Linked DNA regions of Homo sapiens: region 1 is linked to region 2. A link is a loop called in an ENCODE intact Hi-C map of the cell type or tissue named here. Cell type or tissue: heart left ventricle. All regions are shown on one strand. Links, peaks and the distances in the headings refer to the core of each region. The heading gives the core; the rest is flanking DNA. Region 1 has its middle 11 kb from the start of LACAT1. Region 2 overlaps MGAT5B (alpha-1,6-mannosylglycoprotein 6-beta-N-acetylglucosaminyltransferase B).

What was found. Peaks named below come from ENCODE experiments on the same cell type or tissue, not always from the same donor. Only the 100,000 strongest peaks of a DNase experiment are listed, where the experiment ranks them.
Region 1: a loop joins it to region 2, with 2.7 times the contacts of the local background. A loop is called at or near these places in 9 of 110 quality-filtered maps.

What each region holds. Positions count from the first base shown.
Region 1 is chr17:77,263,713-77,266,607 of GRCh38, reverse strand. No RefSeq gene overlaps it. Among named protein-coding and RNA genes, the nearest start is that of LACAT1, 11 kb to the right of the region's middle. RefSeq lists enhancers at 1-125, 126-627. In heart left ventricle, for the core only: no CTCF peak of the experiment used is centred there; no DNase peak of the experiment used is centred there.
Region 2 is chr17:76,868,595-76,871,489 of GRCh38, reverse strand. It overlaps MGAT5B (alpha-1,6-mannosylglycoprotein 6-beta-N-acetylglucosaminyltransferase B), which reads right to left. Exons shown (of 18, transcript NM_001199172.2): 1 at 2,393-2,895. The coding sequence starts at 2,460. Among named protein-coding and RNA genes, the nearest start is that of MGAT5B, 1.6 kb to the right of the region's middle. In heart left ventricle, for the core only: no CTCF peak of the experiment used is centred there; DNase peaks (open chromatin) are centred at 1,599 and 1,959; H3K4me3 peaks cover 1,050 bases; H3K27me3 peaks cover 2,388 bases.

The DNA.
Region 1 (2,895 bases), core at 162-2,661, 400 kb before region 2:
GACCCCAGAACCTTTTCATCACAAGGCACCTTGCCAGTTCCACGGGACACCCTTTGGGGAACATAGGCACTGTGGGATGGGGGTGGAGGGGCATCCATCAGCCACCGCAAGGCCACACACTAGAGGTCAGCCAGGTGTCCAACCCCAGCGCCAAATGTAGACTCCTCCCAACCTTGGCCTGGTCCTCCCTGCCTATGTCACCTCCTGCTGGCCTTGCCTGCTGCTCCTCTGTCCCTCCACATCCCTCCTTGCAGGGGGAGGAGCCAGGATGGGCTTTCTGTGAGGAAACTGCCACTCCAGGGTGAGAAGAAGATATGGGACTGGCGTCCTCCCTGACACTTCATCTGTGCCTTTTGCTCCAGGGGAAGAGAGGATCCCTGAGAAACATCAACAGAAAAGCCTGAGGCAAGCTCCCATCTAGCTCCCATCTAGAATCTCATCCTTTAGCTTCCCTCTAGCTCCCATCTAGAATCTCATCCTTTAGCTTCCATCTAGAATCTCATCCTCCAGCTTCCATCTAGAATCTCATCCTTTAGCTTCCATCTAGAATCTCATCCTTTTTTTTTTTTTTTTCTGAGATGGAGTTTTGCTCTTGTTGCCCAGGCTGGAGTGCAGTGGCATGATCTCAGCTCACTGCAACCTCTGCCTCCTGGGTTCAAGCAATTCTCCTGCCTCAGCCGCCTGAGTAGCTGGGACTACAGGCGTGCGCCGCCACGCCCGGCTAATTTTTGTATTTTTTGTAGAGATGGGGTTCCACCATGTTGGCCAGGCTGGTCTCGAACTCCTGACCTCAGGTGATCTGCCCACCTCGGCCTCCCAAAGTTCTGGGATTACAGGTGTGAGCCACCACGCCCAGCCTAGAATCTCACTTAATCTCAGCTTTCCCTCTTACTCGCCTCATGAGCCCTCCGGACCTGCAGGAGGGGCCAGTCACTGCCCTAGTGTCCCTCGTGCATTCCCACTCAGCGCTGCTCAAGCCATCCAGTCCCCGGCATGTTCTTTCTGCGGACTCTGATCTGTCCTCAGTGGAGAGGGGCTTCTCCTGCTGTGGGGCTGCCTCCTCTGAACAGCCGGAGCAGGCACTTGTCTCAATGGTGGGGGGAGGCCCAGGTCTCTCTGCACACTGGAATCTTCAGGAACTTTAAAAAGTACCCACCCCAGAACAATTAAATCAGAATATCTGGGCCTGGAGCTTTTTTCAGTGCTCCCTGGGCTGAGAACCATGGGTCTGGTAGAGGGAACCCAGAGATCAAGGTGGAAATTCCACTTCTGCTACAAACCAGCTCTGTGCTCTTCAACACGGTCCTTCAACATCTGAGCCCCAGTTTTCTTATCTGCTCTGTGGGGGACAGCAATGCCCGTGCCATGGGTGGGGTTGGGGATAATATACCTATTGTTTCACTCTTCCTGGGGCGCTACTGCACCCCCAGGTAGATGGTGAGTGATGGAGGGCAGGGAGCCTGACTATAGCCTGGACGCCAGTGCTTCCCTCAGTGCTGTGTGCAGAGACGCCTGATGAAGATTTGATGACGGATTGAAAAGCCACTGCGGGACCAGCCTGGGAAACTGAACCCCACGCAGGCCTCTCTCGTAGGCAACCGGCCAGGTAGAGAAAAGCCAGGTGTCTCCACTTATCACAAGGGCAATCGTAGCACAGCTCTCAAGAGTAAGTGAATCTTAATTTGCTTTCATTAAAAACATAAATAAATACCCCTGCCAAGCGGCGCTGGTGGGGGTGTTGCGAAACGGGCTCCAGGCCCACAGGGGCTGCAGCTGCAGGTGGCTCGGGTCGCAGGGAGCAGAGTCAGGAGACGAGAGTCACTCGGCCACTCGGCGCCCACAGGCATCATCTCAGGTCTCCTTAGCACACTCTGCTCAGTCCCAAATCTCCTTGAAAGTGTCTTTTGGCGAGGACTGCCTGATAAAATACAGGCCGCCCAGTTACACTTGAATTTCAGATAAGCGGCAAATAATTTCTGTTAGTATAAAATATTTGGGACATATTTACACTAAAAGAAATGATTGTTTATCTGAAATTCAGGTGTAACTGCGTAGCCTGTAGTTTTACTTCCTAAGTCTGGAAACCCAGAGGCTTCACCACCACCACCCCCATACCTCCCGCCACCCCGACCTACACAATTAGCCCTAAAAGAGATCACTGCTGACCCCTCCCCCGCTCCCAGCCATTCAGGGCTCCCAGACACCAGGCTGAGGGCCGAGGCCAGCCTGTGACAAGTTCTCACCTGTCCAAGGCAAAAGGAGATAAAAGAAGACAACGCAAAGAGGTTGTTTTGTAAAGCTGAAGGTGTTCAAAGGACTGGTCTTCATTCTTTTTTTTCTTTCCTTTGTGTGTGTGTGTGTGTGTGTGTGAGAGAGAGAGAGAGAGAGAGAGAGAGAGTGTCCTCAAAAAATAAAACAATGCTATCTAGTAACTGGCCACTGAAAATTTTTTTGTTGTTTTTTGAGACAGGGTCTCACTCTGTCACCCAGGCTGGAGTACAGCAGTGCCATCGTGGCTCACTACAGCCGTGACCTCCTGGGTTCAAGCAATCCTCCCACCTCAACCTCCCGAGTAGTTGGCACTACAGGTGTGTACCAACACACCTGACTAATTTTATTTATTTACTTTTTTAGTAAAGATGAGGTCTTGTTATGTTGCCCAGGCTGGTCTCCAACTCCTGGCCTCAAGCAATCTTCCTGCCTCAGCCTCCCAAAGTACTGGGATTACAGGCATAAGCCACCGCACCTGGCCTGAATTTTTTTTTGAGAAGGAGTTTCACTCTTGTCGCCCAGGCTGGAGTGCAATGGCGCGATCTCGGCTCACTGCAACCTCCGCCTCCCAGGTTCAAGTGATTATCCTGCCTCAGCCTCCCAAGCAGCTGGGATTACAGGCAT
Region 2 (2,895 bases), core at 329-2,828:
AGATTTGGGCAGAGAAGAGGAGAACCCCAAAGCAGAGAGGGGCTTGGGAGCTCCAAGGAGAGACTCGAAGACCACACCCCCAGCAGGAAGGACAGGAGACATGATTCAGTAGGCAAGACCGCGCAAGGGACACTTTCCTTAGCGCAGAGGGACGCCTCACGGAATTCCACCAAGCCTGGGGGTGGGGCTCAGATCTTGGGGTCCCTCAGAGGAAGTCAGGTGGCTCTGGAGACAACAGCCACGGCCATGGCACAGGAGAGGTGCTGTCCCATGCTCAGGGAGATCCCAGGGGAAATCAGCTATTTGTCCTCCCAGTCTGAGGACAAGGACGGACTTCCCCCACTCATGTCTCTAGTCCCTGGAGAAGAGGCCAGGGGAGTGAAGGAGTTGTATTTAGAGCTGGGGACCTGGGCTGCCTGCCAGGATCCAACAACCCTGCTATGAGAAAGGTGTCTACCCCCTTCAGCCCAGAACCTGAAGCCCCCTAACACACCTCATCTGCATCTCCCTCTGCCAGAACCCCATCCTGGGGTTCAATGTCCCCCAAGGCAGCTGGGGGCCATTTGGAGTGGATTCAAGTTAAAATGGCTTCAGCCATCCATGTATCCACTCAAGCAACATTCCAGGGGCACCTATGGAATAAAGACCCTGCCAGCAGCCCTGGGAAAACCACAGGGAACAGGACCCCAGCCTGCCTTTGAGGATGAATAAGCTGGGGTGCTATGATTGCAGCCTGCCCCCCACCTCAACTGAAGGGACTCACTGATGGCTGCGGGTCTCCGGGCAGCCCAGGGAGACCCTGGGGTGAAGTTACACAACTTTGGGGACCCATGCACCTCCACCCCCAATCCTGCCTTCAGATAAGGGCCTGAAAGAAAACCAGGGCAGGACCAGACAGGGAAGCAGCCCTGGGTCGCGAGCACTGTCCGTGGTGCTGGGGTCTCGCGGCTGCTTCCAATCGCGCCAGGAAACACCCAGCGGCCCGGAGGGCGGGACAGGGATGGGGTCGGAAGGGGCGAGGACCCTCCAGCGTTCCCAGTCAGGCCAGGGATTCAAGGCCTTCCCTGGAGGAGCAAGGCCCTTTCCAGAGACGCCTGCTTCCCGCCCTGCTTCCCATGGGCTCCCGACGCCCCCATCACCACCCACGGCCTGCACCAGCTCTCCGGGCCTCCCGGACCCCCGGACCGCAGAGGTCCAGCCTGACCCCTGCCGTCCCCTGGGGTTGCCTCCTCGGCCCAGCAGACAGGCCCGGTGTGCTGGGAGGCGGGCTCCAGGTGAGCCACCGTCTCCCCGCCCCCATCCCCGTCTGGAGCCGGCAGGGGGACCACAGTGGGGCTGGGCCGAGACCTGGAGGGCAAGAGTTCAGGGCCCCTGCAAGCTCCGCCTTCTCGGGCTCCTTCCCGCGCCCGGAGCCCACCTGTGGCCACGTCCCGAGTCCGGCCCCCGCGCCGGGGCGGTCACTCCCCCAGCTTCCTCGCTGCCCAGCTACCCACGGGGTGACACTCGGGCCCCGCCGGGCGTCCACTGGGCAGCGCCCCCTCCCCACCCCGCTGCGGGCCGGTTCCGCGGATGCCTGGGAGGAGAGGGGGCTGCCCCGGCACCGCTGGGCCCTGGGGGCCCCTGGCTGGGTCCAGTGAGTCCCGCGCGGCCCCAGCCCTGCCTGGCCTGGGCCCCCAGGTGTTGGCCGCCCGAAGCGTGTCGCCTTCGCCACCGCCCGCCCACCACGCTCCGCCGCAGCCTCGGCTCCAGCCGCCCCGTAGCCCTGCAGCGCCGCCCCTGCCCCCGCCTCTCCGACGCCTGCGATCGGGGGCGAATCCTGGGATGAGCGAGTCCTCGCTCTAATCTCGGGACCCTCTCGTCGGAGCCAGGCCCGAGCCCCGCGGGGAGGAGAGCAGTGCCACCAAAGGCTGGGGAGAGGGTGGCACAGGCGGAGGGGTTGGGGGGTAGCCGACCTAGGGGCAGACGGGCGGGACGGGAGGGACCGGAGGGGGAGCTCCAAGGCGCCGCACACTAACTTTGCCACCCGGATGGGACCGTCCGCGGGGTGAGGAAGGACCCTGAGGGGCTGGGAAGGGGCGCGCAGGCTGGGGCAACTTTCTGGGCCCAGGACCACGACCTGGGGGTTTTCTGCCCCCATTCTTACCTCTGCACCCCGAGTCCTCTCCAACCCTGCCCAACTCGGGACAGGTCCCCGAATAACACAACCCTCCCCATCCGCACCCCGAACCCCAACGCCATCCGTTCCCCCAGCCCAGCCCCACTGGTCATCACCAGGGGTTGAAGTGTGAACCGCCCCCTCTGCCACCAGGACTTGAACGTTCGCAGGAACCGACCTCGCCCACCTCCACCCGGCGCCCCCCTGGGGAAAAAACCAACCAGGAGGGAACTTTACCGAAAGGGTCTCAGGGTGACCAGGCATCTTCTGACCATTATCTTCCCATCGGGGTTGACGGTGATCATTGTTCAAACTTGTTGGTGCGAGCAGCCGCGGGCGAGGCCGGACGCACCGTCCTGGGCCCAGCTCTCGCCGCGTCCGGGCCACGAACCCTCTGCGGGCCGAAGCCGCGTCCGAGCGAAGCTGGGAGCGCGCGGCCCGGTGGCCTCGCTGCTCAGGCCTGGGCGTGCAGCGGAGGGAGCGGCGCGGCTGCCGGAGGGCGGCGAGGGCGCCCGGCCGGGCCGTCTCTGCGTCTCCGCCCTCCCCGCTTCACATTTTGGGGACCGGGAGGCGGCGCGCCCCCAGACCGCCGGCCGCGCGTCTGCCTGCTCGGGCTCGCTCGCTGGGCGGGAAGGTGCCGCGGCGCGCAGACGGGCTCCCCGCGGCGGGCGCCCTCATCCCCGGCCCCGCGCCCTCGGTGCCGGCTAAAGGCGGCCCCGGGCCCGCGCCCCGGTCCCCAG